Linked DNA regions of Homo sapiens: region 1 is linked to region 2. The links are chromatin loops, found by intact Hi-C in ENCODE. Cell type or tissue: endothelial cell of umbilical vein. All regions are shown on one strand. Each heading gives the region's core, and the rest is flanking DNA. Links, peaks and the distances in the headings are about the cores only. Region 1 has its middle 58 kb from the start of NKILA. Region 2 has its middle 70 kb from the start of LINC01742.

Region 1 (11,700 bases), core at 2,544-7,543, 310 kb before region 2:
CCGAGAATCCAAGTGGGGACCCTTGAAGTCCTCGCCTTCATCAAGGGCGTGAAAGAATCTGGGATGTGAGACTAGGAAGAAGCTCGTTAAGAAAGGGTCTTAGCAGGAGCTGCTGAGGCTTTGGGGGTGTCTTCCCATGAGCAGGGTGTGGGCTGTATTCCCTGCATTTTAGGTCAAGAAAGAGGATGTGTAAGGGGACCACTCAAAGCATCCAATATATGGACCCTGCTATTTGGAGGTCACAGAGGGCAATGCCTGACTCCTTCCTCCCTCTGGAGATTTGCAAAGGGGAAACACCTGGGCAGCAGCTTTGCTGCAGAGAGTGAAGCGGTTACTGCAGAGGGCATTTCAGCCTGCTGCTCAGGGTGTGTGGGAGCAGAGAACACGTGTGTGCCATGACCTGGACAATGACCTGCATGCAAGAGCCAGTGCAGGACTATTCAATGTCCTGACTGAAAGGCCACCTGAGGATGGCGTCAGTGAACAGACCACAGAAGAAAGCAGCTGAAGCACTGGGCTTTCCATGCATTGCTGCAGGCTTCCTAGGGAAGAAATCTCTGGCTAGAATGAAGATAACTTTACTCTCTACGAGGGAACCTCAGAGAAGAGGCTTAGCAATTGGAGGTGGGTGTCTCCAAAGTGCCCACCAGGGAGAGTCCATGAGGCTGTGTCACCAGGCAAGTAAGGACTTCTTGGGCCTCTTACCTCTCCGACTGCATCCAGACTCCGGAGGGTCAAAGCCAGGTGAGAGAGTTGTGGGGAGAGCAGATAAGCCAACAGACAGGGCAGAGCCAGGAGGGAACCTCCTTCCGAATGGACAGACTCCCCATCTGCAGCAAGCCTGGAGCTGGCAAGGGGCAAACCTTCATGTTAAACGAAGGTCAAGGTTTTGACCATGACACAGGGTCTGGCGTTTGGATTATAGGTGGGAGGACTTTGTATCTGGTCATTTAAGATGACCAGAAAGTCATGGGGCCTGTTTTAAGTTATCATCCAGGCTAAAAAAATAGTCCCACTGAATAAATTTAAACAGAAGGTGGGAGACAAAAATAACGACTTTATGAGTACATCTCGAGCTGTGCCTGTTCACTGTGATATTTACACAAATAAATAAAACTACAGAGGTACTGAGAGGGCCAATAAAAATTTAAAAGGATTTATGTGATAAAGTGATAGAGAAACTGCTTTAGCCAGGGTAGAAGGGGAGACCCGTTGAGGAGGTGACATTGGAATTGAGGCTTCAATTATGAGAGGGAGCTGGCTGTGTGAAGGTCCAGGGAAGGGTGATCCAAGCAGAGGGAACAGTTTGTGCAAAAATCCTGAGGCAGGAGCAAGCTTGCAGCAGGATATGGAAAGTGAGAGGAGGATGGGAGAAGCTGAGGTGGAAGGAGAGGCTGGAAAAGAGCACCAGGCGGGGTCAGAAAGGGGGACTGTATTTCAAGTGTGATGAGAATTCATTAGACAACTTTTAGCAGGGAAAGAACTTCTGATTCATCCTTTAGAAAGGTCAGCTGGCTGCTATTAGAATGGGCAGGAGACAAGGGCAAGATTGGGGCTGCCGGGAGTGCAGCTTGTCCAGAACAGGATAGAGATGATAGTGTCTTGGACTATGGTGGTTGCATGGAGGAGGTGAGAAACATCAGGTTTAGACTATAATTTGGAAGCATAAAGCTCCATGTGTGATGTGAGAGGGTTAAAGATGAGGATTAAGGAGAGTTCTGTGGTTTTTGACCCATGCCACTGAATGGATGTTGGTGCCATTTCCAAGATGAGAGAGAGTTGGGAGGAAGCAGATTTATATTGGGGAGGGGAGTGTATTAGTCTGTTTTCACGCTGCTGATAAAGACATACCTAAGACTGGGTAATTTATAAAAGAAAGAGGTTTAATTCACTCACAGTTCCACGTGGCTGGGGATACCTCATAATCATGGCAGAAGACGAAGGAAGAGCAAAGGGATATCTTACATGGTGGCTGGCAAAGAGAGAAATGTGAGCCAAGCGAAAGTGGAAACCCCTTATAAATCAGATCTCATGAGACGTATTCACTACCACAAGAACAGTATGGGGAAAACCGTCCTCATGATTCAGTCATCTCCCACCAGGTCCCTCCTGCAAGATGTGGGAATTATGGGAGCTACAATTCAAGATGAGATTTGGGTGGGGACACAGCCAAACCATATCAGGGAGTCAACAATTCTCTTTTCACTGAGTAGTATGCCCAGGCAGTCCATTACTAGATAATGGGGAGGCCAAGAATTAAGGCTGTGGTGTCAAACAATTTGGGCTTCATTGTGTGACCTTGGCCACATCAATTAACCACTTTGAGACCAGTTTTCTCCACTACAAAATGGGAGTAAAAATAACAGTACCTATGTTCCAGGTTTGTTGTGGGGAGGGAAAGCTCTGCAATGGGCCTGGCACACAGTAAGGGCACAAGAAATGAAAGCAGTTATTGGCTCTTTATTTGCAAGGGCCATACTTATGAGTGCTGCTCTGTGTTGAGTGGAAAACTGCACTTAGGACAGTTTCATTTTTGTCTGCCATACTTCTCCTGAAACCTTCAGATCCTGGAGTCAACTGGCAAGAAAACCAGCTCCAGCCAGGATCCCTCACTAACATTCCTATGGTAGGCTACACCCTGGCCTGGCGTTTTCTTTGTGGGAAACTTTCGTGGACGCATTCCATTTATTTAAAAGATGTAGGCTATTCAGATTTTCTGTTTCCTCTGGTGTCAGTTTTGGCAAGTTATATTTTAAAAGGAATTTGTCCATTACATCTATATTGTTGAATAAAAGGGCATAAAATTGTTCACAGTACTTGCTTATAATCCATTTAAAGTTTGTGGGATATGTAATGATGTCCCTGCTTTCCTTTTTACTAGATCAGGCTTATCAATTTTATTACTCTTTCTACAGCACTAGCTTTTGATTTATTGATTTTCTCTATTATTTTTCATTTTTCTATTCCATTGATTTCTGCCCTTATCTTCATAACTTCCCCCCTCATACTTACTTTGGCTTTAATCTGCTCTTCTTTTTCTAATTTCTTAGCTCATATAAATGATTTAGGTTTTTCGTCTTTTTTTATGTAATTAAAGTTTTCACAGGTTCTAGCAGTTAGGAAAAAAGAAAATAATAATAATTATTATTTAAAGTTATTAATTTCCCTTCAATCATTGCTTTAGCTACATTGGACAAATTTTGATATGTTATATTTAATGTTCATTCAGTTGAAAATAATTACTAATTTCCTCTGAAGTTTCTTCATTGCCTGCTGTTAATTTTACAATTATGGGGGATTTTAAAATCATCTTGTTATTGATTTCTAATTTAATTCCTTTTGTTTTTTGTCAGGGAACATACTATCTATGATTTCAGTCTTTTAAAATGTATTGAGACTTGTTTTATAGCTCAGCATATGATTTGTAATTGTAAATATACCATTAAAAATGTGCCTTTAAAGGCCGGGCACGGTGGCTCAGGCCTGTAATCCCAGCACTTTGGGAGGCCAAGCTGGGCGGATCACGAGGTTGGGAAATCCAGACCATCCTGGCTAACACGGTGAAAACCCACCTCTACTAAAAATACAAAAAATTAGCCAGGCGTGGTGTCGGGTGCCTATAGTCCCAGCTACTTGGGAGGCTGAGGCAGGAGAATGACATGAACTTGGGAGGCAGAGTTTGCAGTGAGCCGAGATCACGCCACTGCACTCCAGCCTGGGAGACAGTGCGAGACTCTGTCTCAAAAAAAAATAAAAATAAAAAAATGTGCCTTTAAAAAGACATTTAAAAAGAATGTCTTCTGCCATTGTTGGGTATAGTGTTCTACAAATATCAATTAAGTGAAGACGATTTTTAGTGATGCTCACACTTTTTATGTGTTCAATAATTTTTTTTTGGCCTTGTTGTTCTATCAATGCCCAGAGAGGAGTATTAATAATCTCCATCTATGATTGTAGTATTATTTATTTCTCCCTTTGATTTTGGTACTTTTTGCTTCATGTAATTTGAGGCACTGTTATTAGGTACACATACATTTATGATTGTTATGTCTTTCTGATTAATTGGCCCTTCTATCATTTTACATGAATTTGTACAATATTAACTGTAAGTAAAACATTAAAAGTTAAGGACATCTATTCTAATCTCTATAGCAACCATATAAAAAAATGTAGAAAAGTATATTTCTTCTGTCCATCTTTATGAACATAAAGAAGTGTCCATCTTTATCTCTGGTAATACTTTTTGTCTTGAAGTTTATCTAATGTTAATATAGCCACATTCTTATGTTTACTGTTTGCATGTTGTTTTTCCTATCCATTTACTTTCAGTCTATCGATGGTTTATTGTTTCTCTTGAGGACAGCATATAGTTTGGTCATTCTTTTTTCCTATAATTTTGTATGGACTCTATCTTTTAATTTCAGTGTTTACTTCATTAATGTTTAATGTAATTACTGATATGATTGGATTTGGGTCCACCATTTAATTATTTTTCTGTTCTGTTCCAAAACACAAACAGAATATCTGAATATTTTTTAGAATTCCGTTTTAAGGCCAGGCTTACACTTGTAATTCCAGAAACTTTGGGAGGCTGAGGTGAGAAGATCGCTTGAGCCTAGGAGTTTGAGACCAGCCTGGACAACATGATAAAACTATATTTCTACTAAAATTTTTTTAAAAAAATTAGCCAGATTTGGTGGCACACACCTGTAGTCACAGCTACTTGGGAAGCTGAGGTGGGAGGATTGCCTGAGCCCTGAAAGTCGAGGCTGCAGTGAGTCGTAATCATGCCACTGCACCCCAGCCTGGAAAACAGTGTGAGACTCTTCTAAAAAAAATAATAATAAAGAGTTCCATTTAAATTTTCCTATTGATTTTTTAGCTAAACTTGTCTGCATTTTTAAAATGGTTGCTATAGAGATTAGAATAGATGTCCTTAACTTTTAATGTTTTACTTACAGTTAATGTTGTACAACTTCACTTAAAATGTGGAAACCTTGCAATTGTGTCAGTTCATATTTCTGCATCCTTTATCTTAGTTGTTGTATGTAACATGTACACACACATATATATATTTGTGTGTGTATACACACACATATATATATTTGTGTGTGTATACACACACACACACACACATATTATAAACCCCACAAGGCAAGGTTATAGTTTTTTTCTTTAAATGGTTCTATGGTTTTTAAAGAAATTAAGAGGAATAAAGAAAAAAGAAGATAATTGTCTTTTGCAGGCACCCAGATCCTATTTTCTGAGGATCTGAGTTTCCATCTGGTGTCATTTCCCTTCAGGCTGAAGAACTTCCTTTAGCATTTCTTGTAGTGCAGATCTGCTGGCAACAAAGCCCACAGCTTTCTTTTATCTAAGATATATTTGTTTTGCCTTCATTCTTGAAGGATATTTTCCCTGGATGTATAATTCTTGGTTGACAGTTTTGTTTTTTTTTCTTTCATCACTTTAAAGATGTTTTTCCACACCTTCTGGCCTCCATAATTTCTGATACAAAGTCAGCCATTAATGGAATGGTTGTTTTCCTATATGCAATGTGTTATTTTTCTCTTGTGGCTTTCAAGTTGCATTGTTTAATTTGGCTTCAACAGTGTGACTAGGATGTATCTTGGTCTGGGATTCTTTGTGTTTATTTTGCTTGGTGTTAATTGAGCTTCTTGCATCGGTACATTTCTCTCTTTCACCAAATTTGGAAAAATTTTGGCCATTATTTCTCCAAATATTATTCTGTCCCATTCTTTCTCTCCTCTGCTCTAAGACTCCATTTACATGTGTGTCAGACACTTGCCTATTTAAATGCATTCCTGAGGCTCTGTTCATTTTTTTCTTAAATCACTATTGTCCTTGTGTTTTGCATGGAATAATTTCTATTAATCTGCTTCAAGTTCATTTAGTCTTTCTTCAGCCTTCCTTCTCCATTTGGCTCTTAAAGGTCCACCCAGTGAATTTCTCATCTCAGATATTACATTTTTCAGTTCTAGAATTCTATCAGGTCCTTTTTTTGTTTCTAATTCTCTGTAGAGATTTCCTATGTTTTCATTAAATATACATATATATACACACACACATACATATATTTAAACTTTATTAGAAGTTTTAATAGTTGGTATAAAAATCTTGGTATTCCAGTTTTAACATATCTAGTTTATATTGGGGTTTGTCTCAGTCGACTTTACTTTCTCTTGAGAATTTTTTTCATTTCATTTTTTTTAATGTCAAGTAATTTTTGGATTATATTCTGGTGTGGTGAAAAGAATAATATCTCCCGCAGATTCCCCCCTGCAAAGATGTTGATATGGTTTGGCTGTGTCCTCACCCAAATCTCACCTTGCATTGTAATCCCCATAATCCCCTTGTGTCAAGGGAGGGACCCAGTGGGAGGTGGTTGAATCATGGGGGCAGTTTCCCCCATGCTATTCTCATGAGAGTGAGTGAGTTCTCATGAGATCTGATGGTTTTATAAGCATCTGGCATTTCCCCTGCTCACTCTCACTCCATCCTGCTGCCCTGTGAAGAAGGTGCCTGCTTCTCCTTTGGCTTCTGTAATGATTCTAAGTTTCCTGAGGCTTCCCCAGCAATGTGGAACTGTGAGTCAATTAAATCTCTCCTTTAAAAATTACCCAGTCTTGGGCAGTCTTTGTTTGTTTGTTTGTTTGTTTGTTTGTTTTTGAGATGGAGTTTTGCTCTTGTTGCCCAGGCTGGACTGCAGTGGCGTGATCTCGGTTCACTGCAACCTCTGCCTCCTGGGTTCAAGCGATCCTCCTGCCTCAGCCTCTTGAGTATCTGGGATTACAGGCACCCGCCACCACGCCCAGCTAATTTTGTATTTTTAGTAGAGATGGGGTTTCTCTATTTTGGTCAGGCTGGTCTCAAACTCCCAACCTCAGATAATCCGCCCACTGCAGCTCCCCAAAGTGCTGGGATTACAGGCATGAGCCACCACGCCCGGCAAGGGCAGTTTTTTATAGCTGTGTGAGAGCAGACTAATGCAGATGTCCACATCCTAATCTACAGCACCTGTGAATATGTGATCTTCCATAGCAACACAGACTTTCTGTATGTGATTGGGATTTGGAGATTACCCTGAATGATCCTGGTGGGCCCATTATAGTCACAGGGTCCGCTATAATAAGGAAACAGTAGGGTCAGAGGCAGAGAAGGAGATGTGACAATGGAAGGAGAGGTAAAAGCACTGTGAGGAAGGAACCACAAACCAAGAAATGCAGGCAGCCTCTAGATGCTAGGAAAGGAAAGGAAATGGATTCCCCTAGATCCTCCAGAAGAAACACAGCCCTTCAGACCTACATTAGTGTGAGATGATCAATGTGTGTTTTTAAGCCGTGAGGTTTGTGGAAATTCATTACATCAGCAATAGCAGATGAATACACCTGGACAGAAGGAATGCTAAATTGTGACCATTCTGGGCTTTTTCTCTGATGAGTGCTGTTTCTTGTGTTTTAGCAGGCAGTTAGCTTGGTGGAATTTGAACTTCAAATCCTGTTGCTAGGACGACATTTCCTGTCTCAGTTCACATCTTTATCTTCCCTAAGCTGAGGTTTCCGATTATGTGGCCGGAATCCCCCTGGAGTCCCTGTGGCCTGGTGCCTGCACTTTGTCAGCCACCCTTAGCCTCAGGCCAAAAGCCACAAAGAAAAGCCCTTGCTTTGAGCAGTGGCCTCCTCCCCTGCTCTCTCCACTCTCCAGGCTTTCAGGTGTTTGGATCCGGGGGTACTTGGAGTGTTCTTTTGTTTCTGAATTGGTTCTCAGAAAGACAGAGTGGAAAAGACGACAACTTTTCTAGCACTGGGTTCCAGCCTGGTTTCATTACTTACTCGCTGCATGACCTTGGGCAGCTGAGCTTGTGTCAGCCTCAGTTTCCCCATCCGTAGGTCTCTACATCAGAGGATAGTGTCTGCATCGATGAGCAAATGCACGTATTTGTAAGGTGCTGGATCCAAGCTTGGTCTCCTTGTTATTTTCCAAGCATCTCTCTGCTGCTCATGGAAGGACACCCCCAAAACTAACTGCTGGACAGATTTTCCAAGCCTTATCAGTTCATCCAAATGGTTAACTCTAAGTTTCTTTCCTGTCCGAAAAATAAAACTGTAAACAGTGATACAGAGCCATGGGTTGTTATTCAGGATTTGCAAACTTTATTTCCCCAAACCGGCTTTGCTACATAGGCTCTGCTCCTAAGCTATTGCCCACAGCAAACAAGAAGGGATCTGGAGGCCGGGCATGGTGGCTCACACTTGTAATGCCAGCGCCTTGGTAGGCTGAGGCACAAGTTTGAGACAAGCCTGGCCAACATGGTGAAACCCCATCTCTACTAAAAATACAAAAAAAAAAAAAAAATTAGCTGGGCGTGGTGGTGGATGTCTGTAGTCCCAGGTATTCGGGAGGCTGAGGCAGGAGAATTGCTTGAACCCGGGAGGCGGAGGTTGCAGTGAGCTGAAATCGTGCCACTGCACTCCAGCCTGGGTGACAGAGCAAGACTCTGTCTCAAAAAAAAAAAAAAAAGGGACCTGGAATGCTTCGTGGGGGTGTCGCAAGGTCTCGGAGCCTATGGAATCTGGTTCTGGAGCTGGGCAGGGCTTCCACTGGGCTCTGCAGTCCTGGGCCGGGAGCTGGCTCATTTGTTTATGGGACATTTGCTTCCTGGGAGTCTACAGTGTGGTGGTCCCTGCCCTGGGTGCTGGACACAGCAGCAAACAAGGCAGACACAGCCCGCCCTTGTAGCATGGACTTCTGCTCACAGCGCTGGGCACGTGCCTGGGTGTAAAACCACAACTGTGATCAGTGGAATGGGCGGGGGTGTCCTGTGAGTGTCCGAGATAGGCATTGATTGGGTCGTGGAGGCTAGTGGGTCACGCTGAGGTCTGATGGCTGAGTAGAATTTGCCTGGCCGGGTGGGAGGGAAAGGACAAGAGGAAGCAGCAAGAGCCTGTGCACAGGCCCTGTTGGGGTAAGGGACATGGTAAGTTCCAGAACTGCAGGAAGGCCTTGGAGGGCTGGAGCTCGGAGGAGGGCATGTGGGGAGGATAGGAAGTTAGGGAGCGGGCGGTAGGGTTGCTAGACTCAGTAAATGTAAATACAGGATGCCCAGTTAAACTTGAATTTCAGGAAAAAGTCAAATACTTTTTTAGTATAAGTGTGTCTCAAGTGCTGTATGGGACATACTTATACATACTCACACTAGAAAAGTATTCATTGTTGAGCACAGCATGCTGGCTCACACCTTGAATCCCAGCACTTTGGGAGGATGAGGTTGGAGAATCTCTTGAGCCCAGGAGTTCAAGACCAGCCTAGCAATATAGCAAGAGCCCCCATCTCTAAAAAAAAAAATTAAAAATTAGCTGGGCAGAGTGGCACATGCCTGTAGTCTTAGCTACTCAGGAGGCTGAGGTGAGGATCACATGAGCCCAGGAGTTCGGGCTGCAGTAACCCGTGATCACACCGCTGCACTCCAAGCCTTGGTGACAAAGTGAGACCCTGTCTCAAAAATACTACTACTACTGGGCTGGGCGTGGTGGCTCACACCTGTAATCCCAGCACTTTGGGAGACCAAAGCTGGTGGATCACCTGAGGTCAGGAGTTCGAGACCAGCCTGGCCAACATGGTGAAACCCTGTCTCTACTAAAAATACAAAAATTAGCCATGCGTGGTGGTGTGCACCTGTAGTCCCAGCTACTCGGGAAGCTGAGGCACAAGAATTGCTTGAGCCCGGGAGGCAGAGGCTGCAATGAGCCGAGATTGCACCACCGCACTCCAGCCTGGGCCATAAGAGTGAGACCCTTCCTCAAAAAAACAAAACAAAACAAAAACTACTACTACTGATAATAATAACTCGTTGTTTATCTGAAATTCTAATTTAATGGCATCTTGTTTTCTATTTGGTAACCCTATGAGCAGGGTCTTGCAGAACAGGGCAATGAACTTGTTCTCAAACCAGGAACAACGGTGGGCTGTAGAGCTACGCTGGGAGCAGCAGTATCCAGGCAGCATTTGGAGGTTAGCTGCATGCTGGGGAGAACGGATGGGAGCGCGCGAGGGGCAGAGAAGGACTGGTGAAGGCTGCTGCAGTGCCCAGGGGAGCCCCTGAGCATCGGAGGCTTGGGGAGGCCCCAGGTGCTGCGGGGTGGAGAAATGCACTGGAGTGGAATCTTGCCTGTGTCTGCTACTAGAAGGGAAGCTGCCCTTTGTCACAGGGCGATCACTCACTGGGTGCCGGAGGATGTGGTACTGACGAAGCGGCCAGGCTGGGATCCTTGCTTGATGTCACTTGATAGCTCCTTGATGTCACTAAGAGCCATCATCCTGCTCACAGCCCCTCCCCACCCCAAAATGAGAGCTGCTCAGCCCAGACAGACGTCTTACCCTCTGCTTGTTTTTGTGATTCAAAAATGAGTCATCCACCCCAGGCAAGAGCAGGCTGAGGACCTTTTCCTTGGCTGGGAGTTTGGGGGTTGGGTGGCTCTTCCGGAGGCTACAGGGTTCAGACAGCGTCTTGTCTGCAAGATTAATTCCTTCCAGTGCAAGAAACTTAAAGGGGCCAGATGCGGTGGCTCACACCTGTAATCCCAGCGCTTTGGGAGTCCAAGCTGGGAGGATCACATGAGCCTAGGAGTTCAAGATCAGCTTGGGCAACATAGCAAGACGCCATCTCTACAAAAATAAGCAAAATTAGCTTAGCTGAGCATGGTTGCGTGCACTTGTAGTCCCAGCTATTCAGGAGGCTGAGGCAGGAGGATCACTTGAGCTCAGGAGTTTTAGGCTGCAGTGAGCTGTGCTTGTGCCACTGACCATCAGCCTGGACAACAGTTCTGTAAGATGAGAACAAGAATAGTGCCTGGTTCCTGGGGCTGTTCCAGGATTAAATGAGACAGAGCTTATGAAAAATCTTGGGATATAGTAGATGCTCAGTTAATGTTATTTGCTTTCTTCCCTCCCTGTCATGTCAACAGAGAAGCTGGCAAGGTGAAAGTCAAGAGCAGGAGGTCAGAAAACATGTTCCTGTCAAAGCCCAGATGGAAAATACTCTAGGCTTTGCGGGCCAGACAGAAGCCGCCACAGGCAACATGCAAATAACGAAGGATGGCCGTGTTCCCATAAAACTTCATTTATTGACTCCGCTGTTTGAGTTTCAAATAATCTTCATGTAATTTTCAAATGTCACATGACATTAGATTTTCCCCCCAACCATTTAGCTATGTAAACACTAGTTTTAGCTCATGGAGTGCACAGAAACGGGCTGTGGGCTGCACGTGGCCCTTGGGCTGCAGTTTGCAACCCCTGCCGAGAGTGAGGTTACCATCTGGCTGATCTGTGAGTTTTCTGACTCTATGAAGGAGGCGGTGAGGTTGTCAGAGTCTTGAACTAGATAGAACCAAACTCAAAGTTTTATCTTTTCCTAAGTTTCCAGAACCAAAAATATTCCTTGTGAGCCAACCTGAACTGCAAAGATACTGATATATTTTCTAGAATTCTTTACTGGAAGCTCCCCACTGCTCCTCAAACTGTACCTGAATCAAATCAGTGAGTCCTGCTGGAGTCCCTGGAGCTCCTGGAGCTGGGGCTTAAAAGGGTGAGAAGGGCCTGGGGCAGACCTGGTTTTTAGTATTGAAAGTCCCACAACCCTGGGACCCCCTCAATCCAAGGCAAACTGGGCCGATTGGTCAC
Region 2 (11,700 bases), core at 4,086-9,085:
TTTAATTTGGAAACAGAGCCCCATTGACCATTGCCATTCAGCTAGAAGTTGTGCTCTCCAGGGTTCCCGACAGCTAGGTCTTCTGGAAATGAGACTGAATTATAACCAGTGGGATAGGGGAGGGAGTGTTGGGGTATGCCTGGGAATACTTCTTTAATGGGGGGTCTTCTCTTTCTTCATCCTACTGCTAAGAATATAGCTATGATGACTGGAGCAACAGCAGCCACATTGGACTGTGAGAACACAGTTCACATCAGTGTAGAAAGCTGGAAGTAACCGAGTCCCTAGTAGCTTCCTGGAGCAGAACTACCATATCAGCCCTGGATGCCTCCCTCCAGATATTTTTCACATGAAAGAAAAGTCAACTTTTTTTTTTTTTTTTTTTGAGATGGGGTCTCACTCTGTCACCCAGGTTGGAGTGCAGTGGCGTGATCTCAGCTCACTGTAATCTCTGCTTCCCAGGCTCAAGCTAACCTCCCACCTCAGCCTCCTGAGAAGCTGGGACCACAGGCACACACCACCACACCCAGCTAATTTGTTGCAGTTTTGGTAGAGATGGAGTTTCACCATGTTACCCAGGCTGATCTCAAATTCCTGAGCTCAGGGGATTCGCCCACCTCAGTCTCCCAAAGTGTTGCCATGAGCCACCACATCTGGCCAAAGTCAACTTTTGTTTCAGCCAACGATGTTTGTGGGTTTTCTAGCTTTGTAGCCAAGCCAAGAGATACCATCCATTAATGACATCTTGCAGATTCCATCACTTTCTGGTCACAATTTGGGGAGTCCAGTTGAAAATGCAATCTCATATTCCATTGGAATCTTATGTCCTCCCTTCCACCAGGCTTGGTCATGTTTGAGGCTCATGAGGCTTGATGGGGAGGAAGATAAGATAGCCATAAGAAATATCAGGAAAAGGAGATGGAAGCATTGAAGGATGCTGGCCAGAGGAAGATGAATCCATCCAGACAGGGGATCCCAGGAGCTTTGGGAGGCAAAGGCCCTTGAGAAACTAGAGCACAATTCTCATGGGTGGAAACCGTGTAGTGTGGGGCAGTACCCCCCACCCCCGTTGAAGGGGTGAGTAGAGGCAACAAGGTGTGTGCTTGCATAATACGTTGTGTCTCTTAGTTATTTGGATGTGGAACTCAGAGACTCCAGTCTAAAGCTTTGCCCAGAGAGAGACTCTCCCTCAACCTTCCAGTAAATTCCCCTTCGGAGGTCAGCCTCTGCTACTTGCAAACCTAAGAACCATGGTTAAGGTGCTCTGACATCGTGGTTAAGTCACTAAGCTTCTTAAGGCCTGATCTCTTCATCAGTAGATAGGAAAGGCAGCCCAGGGTCTACTCTCCCTGCATTCACTGTTTCTACTGTGCATTCAGCATCATGCCAGACAGGTGCTGCTTCCTACAGGGCTCAAAGCACCTTGAAAACATCATCAGCGTGGTTAGGAATTCGAGGCTGCATGTGTACACTGCTTTAATATTACCTCTCATCATTGCTTCTCCTAAGGGCCATTGAATCTCTAGCACACAGGGACCCTTGGAGTCAGTTTCATTAGAGAAAGAGCCAGGTTAATTCCAGCCCAGCGAGGAGGCTCTGAATCAAACAGCCGCCTCTTCCCTCCAGAGCTTCTTCAGGCTGACCCCCAGGCGCCTTTCTATCAGGGGAAAGATTGGACAGCCCGGCAGTTATCGACAGAGACGGCCGACGGACATTGATTGGGACTGCACTGCGAGTCTCTTTCATTTCCAAGTACCAGCTATGAGAGAGTGATGGACGTGTCCTGGTGAGATTCTGAGTCTCCTGGAGCTGAGTGATACAGAGACTCATGAGCAAGTCCTGCCTGTCTGCCCAGGGCAGGGACGCCATCAGCCCCAATGAGTTGCTGACCTTTAGAAGAAAAATCATCATAAGCTCAGCAGCAGCCCCTGATTGAAGGATCTGCAATCATGAAAATGTAAAAGTTAAATGACTTCCAAGGAGAGCGACTGCATTCCCTGCAGCACAAATGTTCTACCCCAACTCGATGCTCTCCGTCCCCTGCCCCACCAGGGATGGTATCTGGTCTCCTGGAAGTTCACAGCCCTGGCCTCCCTGCCTGCTGAACCTCCCACCCCTGTCCATCCGAAACACTAACCAGGGGAGAGCAGGTCCAGAGAAGGGAAATCAGGGGACTCACACCAAAAGAAATGAGAGTAGATGACGAAGCAGAACCTCCACGCCCACCGCACCATGGCCTGTGGACTTAGTATGGCCTTCAAGACCCTCCCTGAAGGAGCAGCTGCCAGCATCTCAAGTATGCTGCCCATCGAAACTGTCACATTTCACAGTATGCCTCCTCCACCCCCTCGGACACAGACTGCATATCTCTGTGTCCTCAGTGCCACCCTGAGACCTCACTCATAGCAGGTATCCAGTGAGCCCTCCAGAAAGGGCTGGGCACCACATGGCCAGGTGGCTTCAGCAAAGCTCTCAAGCTGTGGATGCCTTCTCCAGGCATGGCCCTCTGGAGGCACGCTCCACTCTTCCTGGCTCCTTCAGTCACTTTCCAATCCTCCCGTGGGCTCAGACATGCTTTTAAGCAAAGATCCCTGACTCTCCCATTAAGGAGTCCAAAGAAGGACAGATCGACGTTCTCTCTGACAGCCAGAGTCCCCTGGCAGGGAGAACGGATTTGGGAATGGGGTCACAGACAACCCACACCCCCTCCCATGGCCCAGTCTTTTTGTCTCTCATGCCACCATCCTCTCCGCTGGGGAGGGGCCAATGGCGATCAGATTCGTGGATCAATGTGATGCATCTGTCTCCTGATCTCCTGACCTGTCTGCTTGGTTTTAAGGGTTTTGTCCTTTCTTTTGCCTTTTATTGTAAAGCCTCAAACTCCTTTTGAAAAAAAAGGCAGGAGCATAAATATTACATAAGTTTAAACAAGATATAAATATGTAATTGACTGTGAAGGGCTGAGTGGAATGTTTCCCAACACGCAGGTCCTGCTGTGCCCAGGATGGAGTGGGGGACCAGCCCTTTCACCGGGGCCTGTCCACTCCAAGAGGGGATGGAAACGGAAGCGTGCAGGCTGAGCTGGACCGTGAGCATCACAAGCAGAGCTGTGTGCTTCTGTGCACCACTGCGAGCCCAGCACTGCACAGCGGAGCTCACCAAACACTGAATGAATGAATGAATGAATGAATGAATGAATGAATGAATGAATGAATGCATGCATGAATGAACTGCTTCATCCTTCTGCATGTTCTCCATTCAGATAGGGTTTCCAGAGAGCAGCTAGAGATTGGGAAACTGGAGATGTCATGCGCTGAAGCCTATTTAATCAGGTCTTCTATGTCCTGGAGGTGCTCGGGGGTGGAAAAGGGACAACTTCCAAGGGAAACAGCGTTGGGAACGTGCCCACCATGGAACAAAAGCTTCCTGCACCCCCTGAGGAATCAGCACCCTGCCTGGTGCCCTGTGCATTTCCTGCGCTGTTTTCTCCACACTTCCACTGCCACCAGCCTGGCTTGGGCCATCATTACTCCAGCCTCTCCCCCTGCACTCCACTGTCCCTTCTCCAGTTCACAGCCAGAATGATGCTTTTAACATGGGAATCTGAGCCTGTTGCCACACAGCCCAAGAACCCTTCCCTTCTGAGCCTGCAAGCCTGCATGACCTGGCCCAGCCCCAAGAATCTCATTGCTCCCTTTTCCTCCCTCTTGCTCCCCCAACAAAAACCCTTCTCAGGACCCTTGCCCTTGAGGTGCCTTTGCCTGGATGGCTCTTCTCCAAAACAGTCTCCCAGCTCCTCTCTCCCTCACTTTCTTCCAACCCTGCTCAAATGCCACCTCCTCTAAGCAGTCCTCCCTGACTGCTCAGGCAAAACACCACCACCACCACCACCACCACCAGACTCACAACTCTCCACCCCCTTACCTGGTCTTACCTTTCTTTATAGCACCTTTCTCTGCCTGACAGCCATCGCACTGTGCGTAGATTCATTTATTCACTTCTTGTTCACCTCTCTTATTTAAAAGAGAGCATTGTGAGAACAGGGACCATGTCCATCTAGCTCACCACTAAACCCCAGTGTCCAACACATAGGAACATGGCAATCAATATTTGTTGACTAAATTAACTCCCATCTAAGAGATGAAGTGACCGGGACTTGGAGAGGTGAAAAACACCTTCGGAAGATGAGCGTAGACCCTGGCTCTTCCCCTTACCTGCGGGGGTCAGATTCTTTCCCAAGTCAAGACAATGGTGACTGCCATGCAGACTCTGAGACCCTGACCCAGGCAATGCTCAGAGAATGACTTCGCACAGGTTTATTATGTTTGGCAAGAGATAATTAACCGTGTCCCTTGTATCAACAGCCTTGGATAAAGAGTGGCCCCAGCTCTGCAAGCACCCAGGCAGTTTTGCAAACCAGATTATTACTTCATATAAATATTTAATGAGGCTTGCCCTCTAGGTCTCCCTTCCTGGTCCATGATCATTAAATATAATCTTGCAGCCAAAATTCAAACTCAGCTGTCTTGGGTGGGAGGAGGGAGAGTTCAAACCTACTGAAGACCCTGGTTAACTTTAAACTCAATAGCAGATGAAGGGGAAAACAGCACAGAAGGGGGGAAAAGGGAGGTAGGGAGGGAAGAAGAGAGGCATGACAGGCCAATATTTCTAAAAAGCCCCATTGGACACTGTAGTGTAGCAAATGGTGTCCCCCAAAATTCGTGTCTACTGGAACCTCAGAATGTGATGTCGTCTGGAAATCGGGTCTTTTCAGATGTCATTAGTTAAAATGAGGTCATACAGGATTAGGGTAGATCCTAAATCCAATGACTGATGTCCTTATTGAAAAAAAAAAAAAAAAAAAAGGAGAGAAGCCAGAAGGCCACGTAGAGACAGCAGTGTTGCAGCCACAAGCCAAGGGCCACCTGGAACCACCAGATGCTGGAAGAGACAAGGAAAGACCCTTCCCTAGCTCTTCTGGAGGGGGCACGGCTCTGTGTATACCTTGATTTTGAACCTCTGGCCTCCAGAACTCTGAGATAATATATTCCTGCTGTTCTAAACCAGCCAGTTTGCAGTAATTTGTCACAGCAGCCCCCAGGAGATTCATACAGGCTCTCTGGAATTTTCTCCAGGGCACTCCCCACCCCCAGAGCCTCTCCACCAGAGCTAAGTGAGGGCCAGGAATGGGAGCATGTGGTGGTTTTTGAGCAGGAGGCCCAGGCTCTGTGGCTGTGCCCTGAGCTGCCTCAGTCTCCCCAGCCACCCCTCGGCTAGCTTGGCCCTCCAGAGCCAGCTGACCCTCTGGGGGCTCTCAGGGCCCTGGCTCCATGTCACCTCTTTGCTTTCCCTTCCTCTCAAAGTCCTCTTCTTGAAATACCAACACGTGAGCTTCCAATGATGCTTCTTGGGCTGGAATCAGGCCGCACTGCAGGTACACTGAGGGCCCACCATGTGGGGTCAAGAGTCAAATTCAGGGAGACCCTGTACACAGCAGGGCCATCCGTATCTCTGACTGCCCCCTGCAACTCCCCGTGTTCCTTCTCACTTCTCACCCCCGCGATGAGAGGCCTCATCCAGGACAGCCTGAGCAGCCCAGCACCCAGCAGGGAGGTTGGCTGCAGGCAGGGGTGAGGGCCTGGGTCCGCACTGTGCTGCCCACATCTACTGTGCCCAGGAGCACCCCAGGCCCCCGCCCAGGTGCAGGCTTTGTCGCAGGAGGCATGTGGGGCCTGAGGTCCTGCGTTGCAGGCAAGCTCTCTAGTGACGTAAGACATGCTTGGCAGGACAGCTCGGGAGAGGCCTCTCTGTGCCTTCATCCCTGGCCAGCTGGTCTTCCTGAAGGGACCACATGCTCCAAGGGCGGTGGTGAATAAATATACCCTAAAAGGTCGAGAGACAACCTCCACGTGCACAGGCTTTAACTTGGATTTACTCAAATAGGGAAGCCTGTTTCTTCTCTAGCAAAGGACAGAGCCACAGTGCAAACAGCCTAAAAGATAAATGAGCATGGACACTCTCAACAGCAAGAAGAGGACAGGCAGGTGGGGGAGAGGGAGAGCAGCAGTGCGTCTGGTGGACCTGCATGACTCCAACCAGTATCACCAAAAGCACTTCCAGACTAATCCATAGGTGAGCAAATCTGAAGAATCTATCATCTATCTCCCCAAAAGAGAGAAAAACTAACATTAGTTGGGCACATACTATAAGCTGTCATCCTCCATTGACTCATTTCATACCTACGAGCACCCTCTGAGATGCATGCTTGAATCTCCATCGTACAGACTGGGAGATGGAAGTTCAGAGAGGTTAAGTGACTTGCCCAAGGTCACAGAGCCCACAAGTGGCAGGATTGACAGTTCTGTTTCTTTCTTTCTATTACATCACAGGTTTTGAGAGCCGACCAGCTTCCAGGGATCATCTCCCACCTGGAATGAAGTTAAGAGAACAGGCAGGAAAGGGAAGACAGGGTGAACTGGCCAAGAAATCCCTAATTGTGTAAATTACCAGACAAAGCTCTTCAGCCCCTTCCTCATGACTCAGACATGGAGACAAAGGACAAATGAAAGGGAGGAAATGTCTTTGCCTCCCTGGAAAGGAAGGAGACCCACCAAGCAGAAAGAGAGGGAGGAGGGAAGGGACAGCTCAGTGGAGCTGCAGTGACCAAGCGGAGTACAGCGGGGAGAAATCCGGAGACATTTCCCAGTCTTGCCAGAAATTCCCAATCCCATGCATTTTCTCCTGCAGGGGAGGAAAGGGGGTCACTGCTTCCCCTTCCCGTACTCTGCAAGGTTTAGGTCCAATTGGGTCTCACAGAACTTGATGGCAGGGGGAGTGGTGGGGAGCAGTCACGGCACCCCTGCAGAGAAACAGCTTGGGAAACTATGCCAAACTCTGACCTTGGGGGTAAGCCCCGCCTGTGTGACTCAGTTCTCTCATCCTTTTTGGAGTAGCCTGGTGGAGAGCCAGACCAAGGCTGACCACGCTCCAGGCTCTGGACTCAGAACTGGGGCTGACATAGCCAGCACTTCCTGCCTGTGTGGCCTTGAGAACTCAGCTCAGTCCCTCCATGCCTTGGTCTCCCCATTGTTGGGAGGAGGTGGCAACACCCTTGCCTGATCGTAGCACTGTGAACCTCGAGCCTGAGGCTTCTTTGAGCCCTGAGCATCCAGTACTCGGCAAGGACTTCCGTTGGTGGCATTCTTACTTCCTCCCCGTCGCTTTAGAGGGAACTCATTCATCCCCAGCTGAAGTGTAAAAACCGACTTTGCCCAAACCTAAAGAAGTGAAAGTGGACAAACAAGGAGTGGCCCCCAAAGGGACCTTCCCTTCCAGATAGGAGCTTCCATTCAAGACACTGTCCACTCCCCACTGCTGGAGAACCCCAGCCCGGGGGTGCCCAGGGCCCCCTTAAACAAGAATTATCCTCCAGAGGCGTAATGCTCGACAAATAAATGGCTCAAACACTTCCTATTTTACCCCAAAAGACAGTTACCACCAGAATAGACCCAAACTGTGAGCTCCAGAAGAACAGAAAATGTGCCCATCGTTCCCTCTGTGAATTGCCAGCAGCTATTAGCACAAGCGTCTGGCGCCTGGGATGCCCTTGGTAGGAGGGGCTTGAATTTAGGAAAAAGTGAATGTTAGGGCTCAGCTCAGGAAGTCCCAGGAGATCATAAAAAGCAGATGATCATGCTCTCTCCGGGAGGCGGAGCTTGCAGTGAGCCGAGATCGCGCCACTGCACTCCAGCCTGGGCAACGGAGCGAGACTCCATCTCACAAAAAAAAAAAAAAAAAAAAAAAAAGAGGGGGGTATTCCCAAATGCTCCAGCCCTGATCGTTCCTGACAGCTATGGAAGGAGCACAGACCAGCCAGGGCCAGAACCTTGGTTTCCAAGGGCAAACCCTCCTCATTAATTCCATCCCTTCAATGGAACTGCACTTTATCTCCTCCTGCAGAAAGGAATCCATCTCGATGTCAATCAGCGTGGCGCTCGCTTCCGACGGACTCACAGCGCAGCTGAGAAAGCTGGTCCGATGCTCCGTTAATGCGGCACTTTAATAACAATATCACTCAGATCTCAAACTGCTTAATTAGATTTCACTCATTGTCATCACTCGCCTCATTTGAACTGCTCGTTTATAATTTATGGTCTTTATGCATTTGGTTGTTCATTTGTAAAATGGGAGAAAACAATCACAGGGCAAAAAGCAAAGCTTAAGAAATGGATTTGACTTTTCCCAAGGGCTGGTGTGCTGCAGGGCTGAGCAGCAAGGTCAAAGGAGGAGGATGCTGGATGTGTGGTTGTTTACTGTTCCTGCCTGCTCAGTGTCCTTCGTCCCTTCTCCTGGTAAGAGCTCCTGGGGTTTCCCCCAGATAAGGATCCTCCCCAGCTCCAGGCCTTTGTGGTTGGTTGAGCCATTCTTCCACCTTCAGAAGGCATCTGCCAGCAGCAGCCTCCACCATCAGCTTGTTCTGACTCCAGTGGACTCAGTGATTGTTTCAAAAATAGGCACCTGACCCAAAGCAGTCCAATGACAGTGAGCCCTAAACATTTGCTGTAATTACAAACCTGCATGACTCCAAACAGCAGGTGAAGGGGAAAACAGCAGAGAAAGGAAGAAGGTCCCTCCTTCCCTTGGAACTTCCAAGGGGTCCGAGGGAAAGTCATTCCCTTGGGAATGATCCAGTTGGACGTAAACCTTGCAGAGTGCGGTGAGGGGGAGCAGTGACTCCCTTTCCTCCCCTACAGCTGGGGAAGAGTCCTGCCTCTTGCTGGTGGAATTTCAGTCTGTACAGTGTGGGGGCCAGCCTCCCTCCCACAGCTGGGTGGGGTGAGCTGGCTGAGAACCAGCTTGAGGAAGCAGAACAAGGGAATTCCTGGCGACATTTCTGAGCACCTGGACTTAGTTATGCCTGAATCCAGGGGTGCTGGATACTTAAATTTTGTGAGTCAACATGTTCCCTTGTTTCTTTCAGCCTATTTGAGCTGAATTTCTTTCACCAGCAATGGAAAGACATTCAACTGACAAGATGTGATGTCAGAGATCACCTTCATGAGAAACACCATAGTCACTGATTCTTCTACAAACCCAATTTGCGATGCATTTCTAAACATTAAAACCGTGAATAGTGCTAGAGTGATATCAAAGATGCCATTTTGAATTCATAGAGAAGAGTGGGGTTTCCTCTGGCCACCTTACCCCACATTTCAACATCACCCCAGCCCCACCATGACATAACACATTCCCTTGCCCTACTTTTTTTTTCTCCTTGGTTTTTATGCTCGAACATACTAAATATCTTACTCATTTGTTTTTTGTATGATCTGTCTCTCTCCACTACAAAATCAGCTCCCTGAGGACAGGAGTTTTTCTATGTTTTGTTCACTGATATGTCCCCATGTCAGTGGAACTGAGACATAGTAGTCCTTCAGTGGACATTTGTTGTCTGATTGAGTAAATCAAGCTGTTGTAGGAACTACATTCAGCCACTAGTAAGAGATGGAAGGCAAGCAATGTGGGAGTTTCTTTCTCTTATACGTCAATCTGGAGGGTTCGGAGCTGGTGTGGAGACGCATGGTGTTCTCTGGAACCCAAGTGCCTTCTGTCCTGCTGTCGCCCTGTCCTCAGCACACAGATTCCCTCCTCAAGGTCTTCTCATGGTCCAAGATGGCTGCTGTTGCTCCAGCCACATCATCCGCATTCCATGCAAGAAAAGGGGATAAAGAGACCCTCTCAAATGCTTTCCCTGAAGAGAAAACAACTGCTACCTTCGCTTCATTGGCCACCCCAGCTGCAAAAGAGGCTGGGAAATGACATCTTTTAGATAGGCACATTGCCATCCCAATAAGATCAATGTTCTACTACTAAAGCAGAAGGATGGAGATGGAACTTGGAAAGCAACTAGAAATCTTTGTTGGGGGCAAAAAGAAGCCATGTAAATGAGAAAATGATAGTACTATAGAGAAGAAAACTACACAGCCATTAACAATCAGGTTTTTAGAAAACTCTGACTAATGCTAGAGAATACCTATGATACAATGTCACATGAAAAAGGTGGACTCTAAAACTACGGAAGACCTCTATTTTTGTAAACACACTTCCCAACCACACACACACACACACCAAAGACTTGAAAGAAATATACCACCACATTCATAGCATTTTCCTCTAATTAGGCAGTTACAGGTGGCTTTTATTTTCCTTTTATGCTTTTTTTCCCAGAGGTTTTCGACAAATATATGTTGCTTAAAAAAAATTTTTTTTGAGGAGTCTCGCTCTGTAGCCCAGGCTGGAGTGCAGTGGCATGATCTCAGCTCTCTGCAATCTCTGCCTCCCGGGTTCAAGCGATTCTCCTGCCTCAGCCTCCCAAGTATCTGGGATTACAGGTGCCCGCCACCACACCTGGCTAGTTTTTGTATTTTTAGTAGAGACTGGGTTTTACCATGTTGGCCAGGCTGGTCTCGAACTCCTGACCTCTGGTGATCCACTTGCCTCAGCCTCCCAAATTGCTGGGATTATAGGCATGAGCCACCACACCTGGTCGCTTAAAATTTTAAGTAACAAGTAGAGTGAGTGGCATCCCCGTTCCTGGTTTATCTCTGTGCCATCTCACGGTGGGGCAGACCAGGGGGAAGAAGAGAAGAAAGGAGAGGGAGTAGAGTTGGGAAAGGGCAGAGAGAGGGGAGGGAGGGAAGTGATGAGAACAAGCAGGAGGGTCTGGGAGGAGAGGAGAGGGGAGGAAAAAGAAGAGGAAAGAGTCCAGAGAGGCCGTGCTTTCTGCTAGGAATGGCTGGGAAGGACTTTAAAAGGAGCACAGGAGTTGGGTTTCCTCCAAAACACCCAGAGTCCTCGCCCACCCCCCACTCCTCCCTGCACTACCCCCCCCCCCACCCAACCATCACCACCACCACCAAGAGCAAACTCTAAGAGGATCTCAGGTGTTTTCCTGGATCACAGAAGCCCAGGGAGCAGACCCCACAGCTAACACTGACTCATGCCTCTTCCATGCCACCCCCTGCCCCTGTGCCCCAGAGCCTCCCTTGGTTCATTTTTGGCAATCCTTGGTTCCTACAATTCCTGCAGCTGCCTTGATTCAAACTCCCTCCCCAACTCCACCCCAGGCTTAAGGGTGGACTGGATGGGAGCTGCAGGTCATGGCGGAGGTCGGGGGGGATCTCCAGCCAGTTACACCCCAAGGAGATGGAAATCAAAGCCAATAGAAACTCCTGTTGTTCACCAGCCCCTTCAAACATCCTGCTTGGAGCAGATTCAGGCTCTGGAAAAGTTCACAGGAAATCCTGGAGATCAGATGCTTACTCAGCAACCACAAGCTTTATCTTGGGTCTGAGTCCCAGAAAACAAAGACAAAAGTTTCTTCTAAGACTCCCTTCTCCCTTCGCCAACTGGTGGAGCACCATTTCCAAATAAAGGGGCTCCAAAAGCAATTCTAAAGCAGAACTTGAAAGTCAAATCACATTCTCAAAGCTCGTGCAGTTAAAACACGGGTCAGATGCCCCCAGACAGAGTCCCCCCACAACCCGCCCTCCCACTAGCTGCAGAAAAGCAGCTAGGCTTGAGCCGTTCAATTCAGTAGCCATTAGGATTATGTGGTTCTTCAGCACCCAGTGTAGCCAAGGAATTGAATTTTTTAAGTTTAATAAACTTAAACTTTAAAACTGAACAGTAACATATTTG

What was found. Hi-C counts contacts between places; a loop is a spot of excess contacts. Peaks named below come from ENCODE experiments on the same cell type or tissue, not always from the same donor. Only the 100,000 strongest peaks of a DNase experiment are listed, where the experiment ranks them.
Region 1: it touches region 2 in a loop (2.8-fold over the local background); 1 of 110 quality-filtered maps calls a loop at or near these places.

The regions. Positions count from the first base shown.
Region 1 is chr20:57,762,325-57,774,024 of GRCh38, forward strand. No RefSeq gene overlaps it. Among named protein-coding and RNA genes, the nearest start is that of NKILA, 58 kb to the left of the region's middle. RefSeq lists enhancers at 9,427-10,070, 10,071-10,712. In endothelial cell of umbilical vein, for the core only: no CTCF peak of the experiment used is centred there; a DNase peak (open chromatin) is centred at 5,447; H3K27ac peaks cover 1,167 bases.
Region 2 is chr20:58,067,787-58,079,486 of GRCh38, forward strand. No RefSeq gene overlaps it. Among named protein-coding and RNA genes, the nearest start is that of LINC01742, 70 kb to the left of the region's middle. In endothelial cell of umbilical vein, for the core only: no CTCF peak of the experiment used is centred there; DNase peaks (open chromatin) are centred at 6,585 and 6,965; H3K27ac peaks cover 1,596 bases.